Linked DNA regions of Mus musculus: region 2 is linked to region 1. Evidence: chromatin loops called from intact Hi-C (ENCODE). Cell type or tissue: heart. All regions are shown on one strand. Links, peaks and the distances in the headings refer to the core of each region. The heading gives the core; the rest is flanking DNA.

The links. Peaks named below come from ENCODE experiments on the same cell type or tissue, not always from the same donor. Only the 100,000 strongest peaks of a DNase experiment are listed, where the experiment ranks them.
Region 2: a loop joins it to region 1, with 6 times the contacts of the local background. A loop is called at or near these places in 10 of 42 quality-filtered maps.

What each region holds. Positions count from the first base shown.
Region 1 is chr4:84,068,464-84,076,734 of GRCm38, forward strand. Gm33480 (a long non-coding RNA gene) reads right to left here. Exons shown (of 2, transcript XR_390688.2): 2 at 3,932-4,270. Gm33410 (a long non-coding RNA gene) reads left to right here and starts at 4,006. Exons shown (of 3, transcript XR_390687.4): 1 at 4,006-4,249. In heart, for the core only: no CTCF peak of the experiment used is centred there; no DNase peak of the experiment used is centred there.
Region 2 is chr4:85,088,115-85,096,385 of GRCm38, forward strand. Cntln (centlein, centrosomal protein) reads left to right here. Exons shown (of 26, transcript NM_175275.4): 19 at 4,523-4,714. Among named protein-coding and RNA genes, the nearest start is that of Sh3gl2, 110 kb to the right of the region's middle. In heart, for the core only: no CTCF peak of the experiment used is centred there; no DNase peak of the experiment used is centred there.

The DNA.
Region 1 (8,271 bases), core at 1,876-6,875:
CCATTCAATCCCATGGTTCTCTTACCCCTTCAACAGATATTCCACAAAGCTTGGGAAGCAGAGGAACCGTCCACCAGTAAGGTTGTCACAACAACAACAACAACAACAACAACAACAACAGGCAATTCACTTCTCCGCACACATTTGGAAGGCTTAGCAGCTCCTCCGTAGCCTTTGTGGACATCATGGCCCTGACACACTTCCCTCCACCCCACCAACACGCAGACACACGGACTTTGACCACACACTCTCACACCAGAAGAATCAGAAAATACACGAAGAAAAAAAAAATCTAATAATACTTACTTGAGGTTTTTTAAACTCCTTGGGGGTAGATAGATACAAGGCAGTAAACCAGCATCAGGAAAGAAAAACAGGTTTTTTTGTTTTTTGGTTTTTTGGAAAAAAAAAAAGCTAATAAAAAAAATCCCATAGGAAGGAAATGGAAACCCCCCACCCCCAAAATGGAGCTAAATTGTGTGGTTGCTCTTAGCTGCTTTCCTGGAAGGAGGCAGAAGCTGAGAGCATTCGGCACTTAGACTGGAATTGTTTTCTAAACAGATTTTTCTTAGTGTGTATTTTTCACATATTTTAACCTTTCTCAAAACACCCTGGCCAAAAGCAGTAAAATTGCCGTGCTATTAAACTTAAATTAGGGGCTTGTGCAGACCGAGGGGCCCAGCTGGGTTTCCTCTGGCAATAGGGAGAAGGAGGGAGGGAACGCCACCACGCGGTAAGGCCCTCAGGTACTTGCCTGGTGCCCCGTGGGAAAGCCCGGCTGAACCTGGCCTCTGGCTAATAATGGACAGGCAGCAGGAGGGAATGCAGTGATAGGAAGTTTTTAAAAATAATGAATTAAAAATTATTTTTTTAAGTAAAAAAATATGCACATCAAGTGGGAAATTAATTACACCTGCATGTTTTCAAACCCAGGGGTTGAGTGGAACCAGTTTTATTCTGTGCTCTCAGTGTCAAAGGGTAGGGCTAGGTAGGGGCTGTTTGGTTCTGGCAGAGTACTGGGAGGGAGGGGGAGAGCCGTGTGGAGAGAGGCCCACACTTCACTCCGAACAGTAGACTTTTTAGTTTAAGCCTTGCTGGGAACAACAGACTTTTCACAAGTCATCACCAGCCAAAGAAAAGTCATTTGCTATCTCGTGCTTCTCCTTGGGCTTTGGGGACTCAATAAAAAGTGTTGCCTTTGTCTCTAGGAGCACAAAGTCTGGGTGCACGTGAGGCCTGGGAGACACATGAAGTCACCTCCTGTTATGACTACCCACACAGACAGACAAGGCCAGAGGGTACCCCAGGAAAGCTGTGCTGAGCGGAAAGTGCCTGAGTGGGTTTATTGATCTCATTGGAAAATAGGCATTTCAGCTTCTCTCCACGGAGTCGGCCTGGACGTGTCAGCAAGGCGTCCCTTTGGACCCATCGACCCGAGCTGAAAAATGTGCTGCGTTTCACCTCCACTGATTCTGCCGCTGCTGCCTGTGTTGTCTGATGGTCCATCCAGGAAGAAAGAGACGGGTGGTAGCAGCAGCCACATACCTTACTCTGCGAATGGCTCTGGCCTGTGTCGGCACTGGGAACCTGCACACCCTGGTCTGGTTAGGGAAGTGCCGAGGGCCATGAATCCTTGGCGCAGAGACAGCTGCAGTTGGGAAGGGTCTTTAGCTCCCAGTTATTTTGCAGCAATGGGCAGAACATTAAAACAGTCTGCTATAGCCACCCAGCCTTGCGGCTCAAATCTGAGCTTAGACTGTGAGGACATGACCAAAGGAAACAAACGTTTGACCAGACATCTGACAACATCTGTTTACTTTGCTTGTGTGAATGCAGCCTGCCTGGCCTGAGGTGTCTGCTTTTGGCTGAAACACAAGATGGAGGCCCCTTGTAAACACAGGCCATGCCAAGTACAGGCAAAGCCTACCTAGGTGACTCCCCTCTTTCCTATTGGAACTGCTCACTGTGATGGGTTTCTTCCTGTTCTCAGCAAATCTAAACTTGCAGCAGACGAGGAAAGAAGTGGACACAAATAAACCAGAGGTTTGGGTCCAATTTTTCCCCCGTTTCTTAGCTCAGGAAACCAAAGGGTCTCCAATACGAACACACCCCTTTCCCTGACCAGCAAAGGTGATACTTCCAGAAACGGTGACTAATGGACCTGTCTTGGAACAGCCTGGGAGCTAAACATATGGAGGGAAGAAAGCAGGGAGGGAGGGGAGGAAGGAAGAAAGAGAGGGATGAGGAGGTTGGAATGGATGGGGAGGGGAAAATGGAGCTGTTTGCACTGGGTCTTTATGAATGTCCAGGCTCTGGCCCAGAATTGGCTGCTGTCTGTTGGTGGCAAATGATGCCTGGGTTATTCTTAGCAAAGTGCTTAGGGAGTCTGAGCCTGAGGGGCCGTGGAATGGAAAAACAACAACAAACAAAACAAAGCTTGTTCTGCCTGCCTTCTGGAGAGATTCAAAGCTGGGTGAAAGAAGTAGATCAGATGGACCCAGAAAGATGGCTGCAAGGTGAACGCCCCAGCCCCCCTGCTTTCTGGCCCCCAAATCATGATTGTTTTATGCGGTTCTTTTCCCCTTGGCGAGGAAAATGGGATGTGGTGTCAATTACTGGGAAAAATATACAAAGTCCTAATGGCTAATCTATTCTTCTAAGTACAAGGAGGGCTACTACACCTAAGAGACTTGATCTAATTGTATAATAAAACTCCAGTCATTTCCAGCCAGCTCGGACATGCCAGGTCTGTCGGAGAACACACTGGCTGCTGTGGCTGCTGCCTCCCTAGGCAGGGAGTGGTGAGCTGACCCTGGCAATTGCTTGCTGGTAAAATCCAACAAGGGTCTGAAGAGAGTGGGGAATATGGCTGCAGGGAGCACTGAGGACCGCAAAGATGCTGTGCAGTAAATAGTACCTTCTTGTTTTATATGCCCCTGTGGTGGCTGTTGTTTCCTTGGCTAGAAACATCTATGTCAAGGCCCTAACCTTGGGAGGCACCCCCACGGAGCTGTTTCAGGGTGTCCCCTCCTTTCTTTCTCCTTGTCCTTGTGTGTAGACCAGATGGTCACTCGGAGAACTCATGCTATCAGGCAGTTTTGCCTCATCTGTTTTAACTTCGTTCTCCTAGCAATGCTCAGATGCAAATCCAATGGTCAGTTTGTAGATTAGACTTCAAGACAGTCACTTGTTTAAAGTTCCACGGCTAAGAAATGATGGCAGAGCACAAACCTGCATTTCTTCCTCCTTGCTGTCTGTTTCTGCACACCCAACGCCGTTGCTGACTAAGGCAGAAGGTACTCCTGAGCAGCAATGCCTGCGGTCAGGGCATGGAGGGGACCAAAGGGGTGGAAGGGCTGAGTGCGGATGCATGAGAAGCCGCTGCTGGTGGCAGTAGGCATCCTAAAATTAGTTCCCTCCTTTCAAGTCTGTCGGATTTGATCTAAAGACATGAAAGGACTTGAAAACCTCTTGCATGTAAATCCAATGACAGCCTCTAACACCATTGCAAGAGGCAAAGCCTCTGTTTATTTAAGCATTGGGGATTTTTTTTTTTTAAGAAAAAATACAACTGGGAGTAGAAGTCACTGGGTTATAAATGAGCTCTCACCCCACCAAAGAAAAAAATAATAATTATAATAAAAATAATGGCACCGTAGTCTCTGATAAAGCAGTGCCAGAAAAGCTCTTGGGGATCAAGTTTTGTCAGTCCCCAGCTTTTACCAATTTAAATTCTTGGCAGAGTATTAAAAAAAAAGTATAAGGTATTTGAAACTCCAGTCCCTCAGGTACTAAATCTAGGGTTTCCTGGCAAAAGATGAATGTTGCCAGAGCGCAAGCCTCGCACCACAGGGCCATATCTCCATGGCTGTTCGTATTTATACTTCATAGACAAATATGTCATTCTTTCAGGATCCCTTTACAGGGCCAATTTTTTTTTCCTCGTGTGTTACCCACCCCCATTGGATAAAAATGAAGGCTGTCAAACTCAGGACATGGGTTTGAGCTAGAAATGGTCTTTGGTACCAAGAGCCTGGTTTCCCGAAAGCTGTTCCAACTACTAAGCCACAGGGATGATGAAGAGACAGCACGGGACCTCTGTGGAGATGGTCAGCAAGTACACGGTCCACATCACTTGGACCTTTTCATGCCTTGTCTTTTACTGTTTTCTTGTTCCTAAGAAGACACACTGTGGAGCACAGGAGCATGAGAGTGGTCAGTCTTCCGGATGACATTGCCAGAACTTAAGGTGAGAAAGCTTCCCTATACTCTGCACAGTTAGAGAAGGGATCTCGGTTAGTAGTGTCTACACGCCATTAATGAGCCATGGTCATCCTCCCCGTCCTTGCCTCCCGGAACTGTTGTCCAGCATGAATATTTTTCCAGTCTTCATTCTAAATCTCTTTGTGAGTCTTGCTTTCATGTGAATTTCTGTTCTTTCCTAGCCTATTCATAGAGTTTAACCTAGCCTGGAAATACCTCAGACAACTCACTCCACCATGTCTATAGGCCACCTTTTGACCACTATCATATAAGGGAAGATGACATGTGTATTGAATATCTCATATGCTTAGGGTTATATCCCCAATCTTTGCCCAATTTTAGACTTGGAAGATCAAGTTTACAGGAAATTTTACAAATATTTAAGTATTTTGTAACCCTAGAAGGCACTGCATAACATATTTCAATGTGACAATTCCATTGTTTGTCTAGTCTAAAGTTTTATAATTTCACAAGGAGAAAACAAATTCTTTACAAAAAATAAGTTTCCAGTTAGTGTTGAGATCAATACTATATCAACCCTCTATACTTCATACAATATTTATGTCATAACCTGAGGTATACAGGGATATCACAGCAGGAATGGAAAATAACTGGTGTAAGGACTTTCAGTGAATCATCACAGGAACTTTCCTCTTTTCATGAGAGTACCATGTACAATTTAGCCCACATAGCAGCCTTCCTTTAGCCCAGGCTGTTAAGGTGTCAAGTGACTGGCTAAGGCAACCTGAGAGCCACAACATCCTATTGCAGGAGCAGAGTTGTCTTGGTTTGTTTGTCTTGGTCCAGAAATCAGGCAGCTGCCCACACACAGCATCTTATTCTCTGTCCCACTGTCTTATATTTTCTGGATTCTCTTATCTAGTCTCATAGTCTCAGACATGAGTTCTCTGTGCTCCATGCTGGCCTGACTTTAGGATGTTGATCTCACGTGTCCATCTCCTGAGCGTGAGCTATGTAAACATGATGGTTTCACCCCCAAATCCAATCTACCTCCTAACAAACCCTTTCTCCATCACCCACATGGGAAGTACTACAGCCACTTTCAAGCATTCCTCTTCCTCAATGGCAACAATAGTACTCCTGTATTAATCCTAATACTTCTGTTAGCAAAAGTCTTCAAACGTGCCATTTGCTTTGCTCCATTTGAATTCATAGGCTATGGAGTACTCATCCAAATTCTATGAGGTATATGTAATGTTTACCTGTCTCACTTTATAGACCGAAGATAAGGTCAGATACAATGGCAAGTGAACAACCCAAGGAGGCCCTCAGAGTGTCAAGCTGTGGAGGACGGGTCTCACTTCAGAACTTCATCTGTTCTTCTCCATAGCTCATGCCGTACGCTCTCTACTCTGACATTTAGTCCTAAGAAGTGCCTCTTAAACTCTCAAACTCATCAACCTATGAGAAACCTATGTCTCTCATTGTTTCATGTGGGTATCAGATCTCTTTTTCTGCCGTACTCTAGAGTTATTACAGAAAGGAGTTTCTATGTCAAAGTAAAGATACAGGGAGGACTTCTGGCATCAAGAACAGAGTTTCTACATGTCTTCCTCAATGAGCCTGCTCAGACATCACCACAAACTAGATTAATGTCTTTGAGTCCCCACAGTTCTTAGAATTTTTCATAGGGATGTCCTAACTACCTGACTTTCTGGGATGCTTGGAGACAGTCAAGAGTGTCTTGTCTACCACTGCCTAGTACACAGTAGAGCCTAATAAATATTTGTTCAAAATGAGTCTAAACAATATTACACTCGGGAGAGAAATTTATGTAGAGATAATTCCATCTATAATATTAATTAAAATTGTCTCATGTCTATACATTTGCATCTTCTGAAAGAGAAATTGCCTAACCATACCTTTTCCTTTAAATCCTCAGATCTTTCCTTCAGGTCAAAAGTTTAAGGACATCTAGAACTAAAGAAGACTTGAATTTGACTTCTACCCTGATTAGTGTGTGAACTTGGAAATTTTATTTAATTTCTCTGAGCTCATTTCCTGTCTATAGAATGGAAGCGTTTGGGTGATTGGAAAGAATAATAGAATTCACATAAACTTTCAGCATAGACCCTGGCATATAGCAATCCCATAAATAGTAGTGATGATGGGGTTGCTATTTTCATGGGTACTTTTTCTTCATTCTCTAAGACCTTGCAACCAGTAGATGAGACACGGATCAGTTTTGTACTTTCTATCAAATTCATGTTCAAGTATAACTATCCCAACAATGTAGACTTACTTTAGACCCTTTTAGGACCATGTTTCATCATTAATCACAGAAATCAAGTAGTATTATTCTATTTAGCACACACCCTTCAAAGACCAGTCAGAATTGTAGCTCCAACTTGCAAGTCACCAATCTGTTTGCAGTTTCCATACTTATGAGATGGTGCAGATGACACATGTATCATAGGGGTGTAGTGAAGATAACGTGAAAAAGTCTTTTCAAAAGTGGGTATATAATAAAGGAGAGCTGCCTCCATGCCTTGACGTATCTTCTCTGGTACACTCAGCCTGTACTTTCTGTCAGCTTCCACACACCTGAGGCAGCAGTCCTCAGATGCAGAGGCAATTCACTCCAGCCTAGAACTTCACTCTTCCTAAATATAACCTGTCCAAATACCCTTGTCAGTGAATTAGAGAAAATATGTAATAATCCTTATTGTACAGATTCTCTCAGCTTTCTGGGCACCAGCATCAGGGCCATTCTCAGTCCTTGTTGTCTTTCAAGTCCTGATCTCCTTTCTTACTTTGCTGAGGCTACGTGACAGTTACCCAGAGTCATCGTGAACCAGCATGGCCCCTTCTCTCCTTCTAGACCTGCCTCTGCCCTTCTGAGGCAGCAATACCCATCCTATAAGAATGCCTACCACACTAGAAGCACTCCCTCTATCAAACTGGTATATGCTATCCATGCCCTGTAGGACTTCGAAATCTTGAATTCCAACTCTGGCTCAGAAAGTCCCCCCAGCAATGCTTCTCACTTATAGAAAAGGGAGAAAGGTTGTCATTTTGTTTCAGCCTATTTCCTATTTTTGTTGTGGCTCTTAACTATTTCTTACTATGTATCCTAAAGGCTATGAAGTACCCAAAGAAATAAATGATTAGAAAGATGGTGTAGACAACTAACTGTAATGTAGCTCCCTTCTATTCTCTTAGCCATTTGTACAGGAATTCCTCTTGAGGATGGTTAGAAAGCTGTGGAACAAGCAAGGCAAGTGGTAACTTGAGGCAATAACCTGAAGAGTGTACTCCAAGTAGTGGCTGCTTGAAGCTGCAGTTGGGAGAAACTTCTGGCTTCCCAGGGTGAGAGCTCAGAAATGAGATGAGAACTATCCAAGCAGAGTATAAATGGGCCTCTCTCCAAATCTCCAGTGATGTCTACTGTAGGACTTCTGGATCATGCTACCAGATAGGCATAAGGACTGTTGAGGTGGAGCATGCTCAAATCCTGGGAATCTCAGAGATTTAAGACAGGAGGATTAAAACTGTTCCCACCCTGCCTTTATGCCTGCTCTGGAGCACATAACCGTGACACTCAACTGTGGTGACCACAGGCAGGCAATCATGTAACATAGCACCTAGAATGTCTTTTCATACTAATGAGGCATCTAAATAGCCTTAACCTTCAGCCAATAACTTTCTCTTCCTGGATAGTCTCACACCCTTCTCCCAAATTACGTAGTCTCTTGTTCACCCTGAATAAAGTGTATACATTCATGCCCATCCCCATTAGAGAAATATGAACAAGCTAAGATCATCTTAGAGAGCTGCTTCATTAAAGATAACCATGGTGAAGTCCTTCCCCTAAACTGATATGTAACACTAAGACTCCTGAAGAAGTCCTTCTCTCTTCCCCTGCCCTTCTGCCATTCAGCACTCACTCCCAATTGGACCGGAATCCTGCTTGTCCCAGAAGTTCTAACACCCCAAAGGGATAAGAGGCCTGCAGCCTCCCTGATCTGGACTTTGCCCAGTCCTCCC
Region 2 (8,271 bases), core at 1,435-6,434, 1.0 Mb after region 1:
TGAAGAAAACATCTCCTCTTCTTCGTACAATGTTTAACTGTGTGTATATGCTCAAGAAAGGGCATAGCCTTACAATGAGACCCTCCTTCCATCAACACTTAACTGCATATAAGTCTGTAGGGAGTCCCTTCCCTTTTCCATGATAGAATGTTAGTGGATCCAGTTTTGTATAGTGTTCTGCTAGCAGTTATAGCTGGAGGGAGTTAAGGAGGGCAATGGCCATGTCATGCCATGTAATACCCCACAACAGCCTCATTTGCTTAATATAGCAGAGTGATATCTATCTCACTCAGCAGTATACTTAGTAAAAATTTACAAGTAGTACCTGATTTAAAGTATAGTATTAGGTTCTGTCTTATAACCTTTAGTTAGAATTGTTTTACTATAGTTATATTAATACAAGGCTCAGTACATATTGTAACAGATGATAACATTGAAATTCAATAGAGTTTCAGAAGACTGTGGAAGGATTCCTGTGCTGACAGCTCAGAGGCAGAGGACTTGATCTTTATAAGCAAGATCAAGCAGTAGATACAGAACACTAAAAGCACTCATGTCTCTCTCATCTGCATTGTACTACTTCTAAGTATGATGGGCATAGGCACCTTAAATGTTTAGTTAGATATGGAAAAACAAGAACAAAAAAAAATCATGTTACTAATAACAAAATAACAATTTTAAGGGTAACATTAATTTATTGGTAGATTATACAGCATGCTGTATTTATAAAATGGCTGCCTAAAAAGGCATTCTCACAGGTCAAACCAAGCATAAGCAAAAAACATTTTATGTCCATTTCTTGAGTTGTCTATAGAATAACTGAAATATATCAAATTTCTGAACTGAGAGACAAATGGAAGACAGCCAGAGTCATTTGTCACAAATCTTGAGGGAATTCTACATATAACAAATATTAGAAATGACTTATAAAATATAGATTTTAAATACTGCCTAATCCATAGTGTGTGTGTGTGTGTGTGTGTGTGTGTGTGTGTGTGTGTGTGTGTGTAAGACAGGATCTCAGATATCCCAGGTTGGCCTCACTATGTAGCTGAGGATGACTTTACACTTATGAAACTGCTGAGTAAAAACATGCTAACTCCCTGTGGAGGTTTGAATATCCTTGGTCCACGGAGTGACACTATTAGGAGGAATGGCCTTATTGGAGGCATTGTGTCACTGTAGGGTTGGGCTTTAAGATCCTCCTCCTAGTCAAGTGAAAGACAGTCTTCTCCTGTTTCCCTTGGAATAAGATGTAGAACTCCTGGCTCCTCCAGAGCCATGGCTGGCTGGACACAGCCATGATAACAATGGACTGAACTTGTGAAAGTATAAGCCAGCCCCAATTAAATGTCCTCCATAAGACTTGTCTTGGTTATGGTGTCTCTTCACAGCAATGGAAACACCAAGACACTCCCAGATGCAGTGTTGCAACCAAACTCAGGCTCATACCTGTGAGACAAGTACTCTATCAACTGATATATATACCATCCCCAGCCTCAAATTTTATTTTTTCTAGTGAACCAGCGACATTCCTGTTTATCTTCTCCATGACCTTACTGCTTCTTCCTTTTTATTATTATTAAATTGATTTTGATACACACACACATATATACACACACCCATGCCCATATATAAATGGATGTTCTTTAAAGATTCATTTATGATGTTAGATTGTGATAATGTGGAAGAAATAAAGGTGTGGTATTCTATACTTATAAAAACGTAAAGAAAGCCTCATCAGACCCATCTTCCCATGGGGCATGAGTCCACAAATAATTGTGGCAATGGGTTATCTTTTCACAGAAAGTAATCTCAAACGTTTAATTTATATCCATAGTATTAACATTAGAATTAAAAATACTCTGGGGCAAATGGTCTCAATAAAATCACATTATTACCAGTAAGTGTGTTTTAATTTGTATGATGATAAGCTAATATGTAAGAAATAAATGCTTCTGGGTAGGGGAGTGGGGGGGAGGGTATGGGGGAGTTTTGGGATAGCATTAGAAATGTAAATGAGGAAAATACCTAATTAAAAAAAATAAAGGTTTCACTTGGCATGTTGTGTTTATAGTATGGTTTGCATTATACATAAGGAATTTTGAAGAAATCTAGAAGTTTCTTTTTGTTCTGAAATATATGTCTTAGTTAGGTTTCCATGGCTATAAAGAGATACCATGACCAAGGCAACTCTTATAAAGGCAAACACTTAACTGGGGCTGACCAACAGTTTCAGAGATTCAGTTCATTATCATCATGGTGAGAAGCATGGTAGTATGCAGACTGCCACTTCTACTTCCTGATCTGAAGGCAGCCAGAAGAAGACTGACTTCCAGGCAGGGGGGTGTGTGTCTCAAAGCCCACCCCCACAGTGACACACTTCTGTCAACAAGGCCATACCTCCTGACAGTGCCACTCCCTGGGCCATGTAAACCAGCACTTGATATAATTTTTAGGTATTATGGTGAACACACAGGTATACAGGAGCTTAGTCATTGTGCAAGGATTTAGAATTTACTGGGATTTAGTAACAGGATAGAATTGAGACTCAATGCAGGCATGGGAGACGCTCACTCTCAGAGGTCAGTGCTGCTGTGACCTTTAGGAGAGGACCTTCTCTTCATGGTGGATGAAGACATGGAGGACTCATGACTGATCAGCGTGCTGAGAATGGCTGACTGTTAGATGCTCAGCATGGATAGGAGGTCTACACTACTTGTTCCATGGCTCAGGAGACATTGTGGAAGAAGGAGTGGAAAGCATGTAACAGCTAGAGGAAGTGCTGTGGAAAGCTGTCTTCATGTCACTGCATCCTTGAGAAGACCTGCAGAAGACAGGACCTGTCAGCATTGTCATAGAAGGGGAGGGGCTCATGAGATCCTGTCCCTCTCTGAAGATCCATAGGCAGTTATTATTTGTGTGTGTGTGTGTGTGTGTGTGTGTGTGTGTGTGTTTATGCATGTGTGCACGTGTAGCCATTAATTAATTGCCCATGTGTTTATCAACAACCCCTCAACTGTGGCAACAGAAGGAACTCTAATTAAACTACCTGGGTCACCAGAAGAATACATTAATTAGAAAGACCTGAAATTAGAAGGGGCACTGCTTGGAAAGAGAAGGGGATTGGTGTGATGGAGTCAGGAGAGGGTAAGAGAGGTCATTATGATCAAGATACGTTTCTATGCATGTATTAAAACACTGCAGTAAAGCCATTCTTCTCTACGTTGATATATATTAAGATGAGATTTCAAGATGGGAAAAACACATTTACTGTGGGATCTAAGAGAATAGAAACATTGCTTTGGAGAAGAAAGAGAAATACCAACAAAATCTTTGCTAAGAAAAGTACAAGTTTTCCCTTAAAAGTTCAAGGTAGAGGAGTACTTTCTCAGCTGAGAAGGGCAATGCGTTGAGCCTCTGATGGGGTGTAGAAGGCAAGACTGACTTCCGGTGACTTCTACTGGAACACAAACTGAAGCCAAATCTTCTATTTCCTACAAGCACCAGAATTTTGTTCTATCAACAAGAAATGCCTTAGTAGGGCTTCAGATGAGGGAGAAGGGCTCTACCTGTAGTCTCCATAGAATTTAATGTTAGCACTGAGTAAGTGGCATTCAGGAGTGAAAATATGAAGTACTTCATTATGTACAGAACTGGTGTAGATTGGACATAAGAGAATTAGGAGAGAGGAATCAAGCTTGGACTGTGCCAGGAAGAGTTCCAGCTTTAAGGAAACCATGAGTTCAATGCTCTTCAAGTGCTCTGAGTTGTTAGGCTAGTATGATTTGCTGATGTTCTGCTGATGAGATTAACAAAGAAGAAAGATTAACAGTAAGGTGGGCTCTGTTCACTCTTAAAAGCATTCCCAATAGATTATTTAGCGAGAATATTCCTGATTTTTTAAATGTCAGATAGAGGACAGTGCTATTTCACCTCAACATAACAATAAGGCTGATCAATTAATTATCATTCAAGTGGATGAAACTGAGTGAGTTTGTTTGCATGGTATTTATTTTAGCTAAATCCCTAACAAGCCTCATCTGCTAATTGGACTTAGCATTTCTGTTGCTAAATGAGAAGTGTTTTGGCTGCTACATAGGTTAGTAAGAGCTACCCAGTGGAATAAACAGCTAACATCTGTTATCCTGTCCTGCTCCAGCTTGGCTCCTACCAAGTACAGCCACCCCGGAGTCAGAGTTATCAAATCTCAATCTCTCTCTCTCTCTCTCTCTCTCTCTCTCTCTCTGGCCCATGTAGATGTGAAAGCAATGGTCATTATGAGAAAAGACCAACAAAGTCAAAGTGCTGAGTTTGGTGTCTTTGTTTAATTATTTGTTTATTTTAAACTGATAGACTCTGACACTAATTAAAACCTGGGAGAATTTAGAATTTTTGTAATGTTTTTATAACTATTTTATAATTAATTTAATTATTTCTTTGACATTTCCTACCCTGTGAAATCTATACTGACAATCATTAGATTAACCCTGAATATTTTCATATCTTTTTTTTTTTAAAGAAGCTCACTCTTGATTTAGCTGAACTTCGAAAAGAAAAAGAAGATTTGTTGAAGAAAGTGGAGTCTTCATCTGACATCATGAGCTTGGCAGAGGAAGTTTCTAGGATAATGGCTCCGCAGATAAAGGTCACCACACTGGGTCCTTCAAGAAGCATGGATTTGGAAATGAAGCAACTGCAGTGTAAACTAAAGGTGAGTATGCAGTATGGAAGGTACAAACGCAGCTAAAGTCACTGCATCCTAACAGACACCTAATGGATTCTGATTTAGTTCAATAGAGGCCACCATGATAAAACCTTCCAAAAAACCATGAATATCACATCAGCATAAGCCTTCAAGTCTCAGCTCTCTTCTCTTTCTACGGTTTCTATTTGAGTTTTTTCTTTTTATAGATTAATAAACACCCTGAAATCCTACCTTAGAAGCTAAAGGAAAGTAGCCACTGTCTTCTTCTCTGACATTCAACTCCTAATGTTCTCGGTGTCTTGCAACAGATGAAGAAACTCCTTTTAAACATATTGTATCAACAACACAGTAGGAACACTTTCCTTCTATACACTTCCTACTAGGTTAATTTAGCTGTTGGCTGGAGGAAGGACTCAAGGAAGCAAGGCATGGCCACGGAGAGAAAAGAAATCCAGAGACAGGTTGTTTTCATTGTCCGCAGCAAGTTAAACCTGGGGGTGAGGATACTAAGAATCCTTTTTGTTTATAAAAGTTTCTGTCTAAGTCCAGATAACTTGTCAATAACTTAAAAGTGAGCCTCACCTTACTTTAAATAGAACTGCTAGAAGATCCGTGTGCTTTAAACAGAAAGTTTACTTTTCTGCATTCTTAATACAAACATTATTTTTCCCATATTTAACTGTTTTAATCCTCACCAAGGGTGAGGATTGCAGGCTGGAAGCTGTCAGCAGTGAATTCAGGGCCATCACTGTGATAGGCATCACAGGAAGGGAGGTCTAACTGTGAAGGCACTGAGTGCTTCATAATTGTAAGTGACCACAACCAGGGCAGTCAGATGGCATGGCTGTGCCCAACCCTGAGTGTGAAGTTTTGAGCAGGGTTTAAAGAGGGATAAAAAAGGGAAAAACATAAGACTGACCATTGCTCACGCCATCATTAGTAATAATCAGTTGTGAAAGTAGTATTGATTGAGCGGCTTCTTGGATAGCACCTCGAGACAGTTTTTACAGGGACAACATACATGCTAGAAATGTAGAGAAAAACTGTACATATGCATTCTGTTTGAAATGGGGTTTTTGACTAGGAAATATAAATACAGTTTTAAATTAAATCTTTCAGTGTTTAGTTTTCACACACCTGGAGATGGGGCCATTGTGCTTGTCTTTAATTATATACTGTGGAGATGCCAAGTTACAGTTCTGTGACAAAGTTTAAGTATTCATATTCCTAATTTAGCTTCTCATCAAGAGAACACAGAATGATAGAGTCAGTATCGTCTGACTTCTAATTTTCTTAATTGTTGTAGCGTAAAGTTGTTATATTTGACTTACTTGATTTTGCTCTCTGCAAATGTCCCAACAACAATTAAAACACCGAATTGTGTGCTAACATAATAAGCCTATCTCTCCAAGGCTCCATGAGATAAGGTATTTACGTGATGATCTTTACTTGTGTATAATTGTCTGTCTAGTCCCAGAGGGGAAGTGAGACCAAGCTGAGGCCCCAGAAGGCCTCGAGCAGCCTGGTTGCCCATGCGGCTGCTGCAGTCTTTGCACAATGAGCTGTCTGTGGAGAGACAAAAAGAATAATGTTTGCTTTCATCCCACTTCATGTTTTAGTATAGAAACTTTCTGGGAGAATTTAAGTACATAATACTCCCTGTTCCTCAAAATATGTCTCAATATTTCAAATTGGTTTGCTGAGACTGAGAGAAGAAGATACCACTGACTTGCAGGCTTAAAACATTTCTTGTCAGCAGAACCTGGTACTGTATGACTTTAATCCCAGTACTTGGAGGGAGAGGCAGGCGGATCTCTGTGAGTGTGAAGCCAGCCTGATCTGCAGAGTGAGTCCCAGAACAGCCAGGACTACATAGTGAAACCCTGTCTCAAAACAAACAAATAACAACAAATCAAACGCCAACCAAACACATGCTGCTTCTCAAGGTCTGCAGGATGGCGGGGGAAATGAAAATGGTGACTTTTGGTCTTTCCTCTTCTGAGGCCTTGCTTCTTCTCATGTGGAGAGCAGCCCTCTACCTTGTGTTGTCTTCCTCCAAAGATCCCCATGTCTTATTTTACAGAGATACACATCACATTATATTAGAGCACCCGGAGCCCTCATTTTACCTAAGTTACCCTTCTAATGCAGCATCTCCAAGCACAGCACACTCTGAAGTCCTGGAGGCTAAGTGAGGACTTCGGCAGATGACTTTAGGGGGACAAGGTAGCTCACAACAGATATGAGACTCTAGTGGTGATTAACTAGGAAGTAAGTCGTTTCTAGTGGGATTTAGGAACACTGTTAGATGTTAATCTATTAAAGGTCTATGTCCTTCTTTTATCTAATTCTGGTCTTTTCTGTTGATCTCTTATACAGTTTTCAGGAACTGGTGTGTTTGTTATATGTAGAGCTCATGTGTATTTTCTCTGTATTCTTTTGCCCCATTAAACATGTTTCCTCAAGGAACTCGACGGAGGTGAAATCAGAAGTGGACAATGAAAGCTAAAGTAATGGAAGTTCCTTCTGATAAATGATGGGGATATGGCCGTCATTTCATTTTTAGTTCACTAGTCCCTACATTACCCACAAGTCATGGATTCAGCACTTAGCTATATAAAATATAGCTTTAAGTCTCACAGCAGAATGGAATCAGACAACTGTCTTAAAATCTACAGAACATAGTTATTTGAAAATCGTTTTGGACTTTGCATAAAGCTGCCTTTTGCTTTTGGTTTTAAATAAAGGACTAAGTTCATTTGTTTTATTTCTCAACAGGAACACCAAGTGTGCAGGGATTGGCAGAAATCAAAAGTTTCTGTTCATACGTGTTTAACACTTTCTGAACTTGACAGATGGTGTAGTTCAAATATGTTAACAATGTTCTATGAACAGAAAAGCTCAAATACCAACAGGATTGAGTGATGTTTCGGATTAAACCTTTACCTATAACTTGAGTCAAGATGAAGTTAGCTGACTTGATACTGTGGTTTCCTGATTCCTAGGTTGGATGAACAAGAAATAACTTGAAGCTAATCTGCTTTGAAATAGTATATTAATTATTATGTAGTAATTATGTATAAATCCTTAAGTAACAATTGCTACTCTTAGTAAGTTCAAACAGAGAGGAATTTAGTGTTAATCAGCTTGTCAGCCATCCAATATTCTCAAGCAGATTATCCTCAAACATCATTGGCCCACTGCAGTTTATTGTCCATTAGTCCTTTTGCTGTTCACGCCTGGGTTCCCTCATTCTTAAGATTTGTTTGCCAGGCTGGAAGATGCAGCACGGGCTTCACACCTGAGTCTGTCACGTGCTCAGCTGGCTGTCACCTGCAGCACCTCAGTACCCGCACATGGCCATGGAACTGTCTTCCAGAAAGGTGACCCCAGGGCACCAACCAAGAGCACAAAGACAGAGAGGCCCAGAGCTGTGAGGGCCCAGATTTGAACACACACACTGTCAGTTCAGCCATGTTCTCTTGGTGAAAGCAAAGCACAGATGGGACCACATCCTAAGAATTGGCAAATGGGAGTTCTACTTTTTTAGGGGGAACATCAAG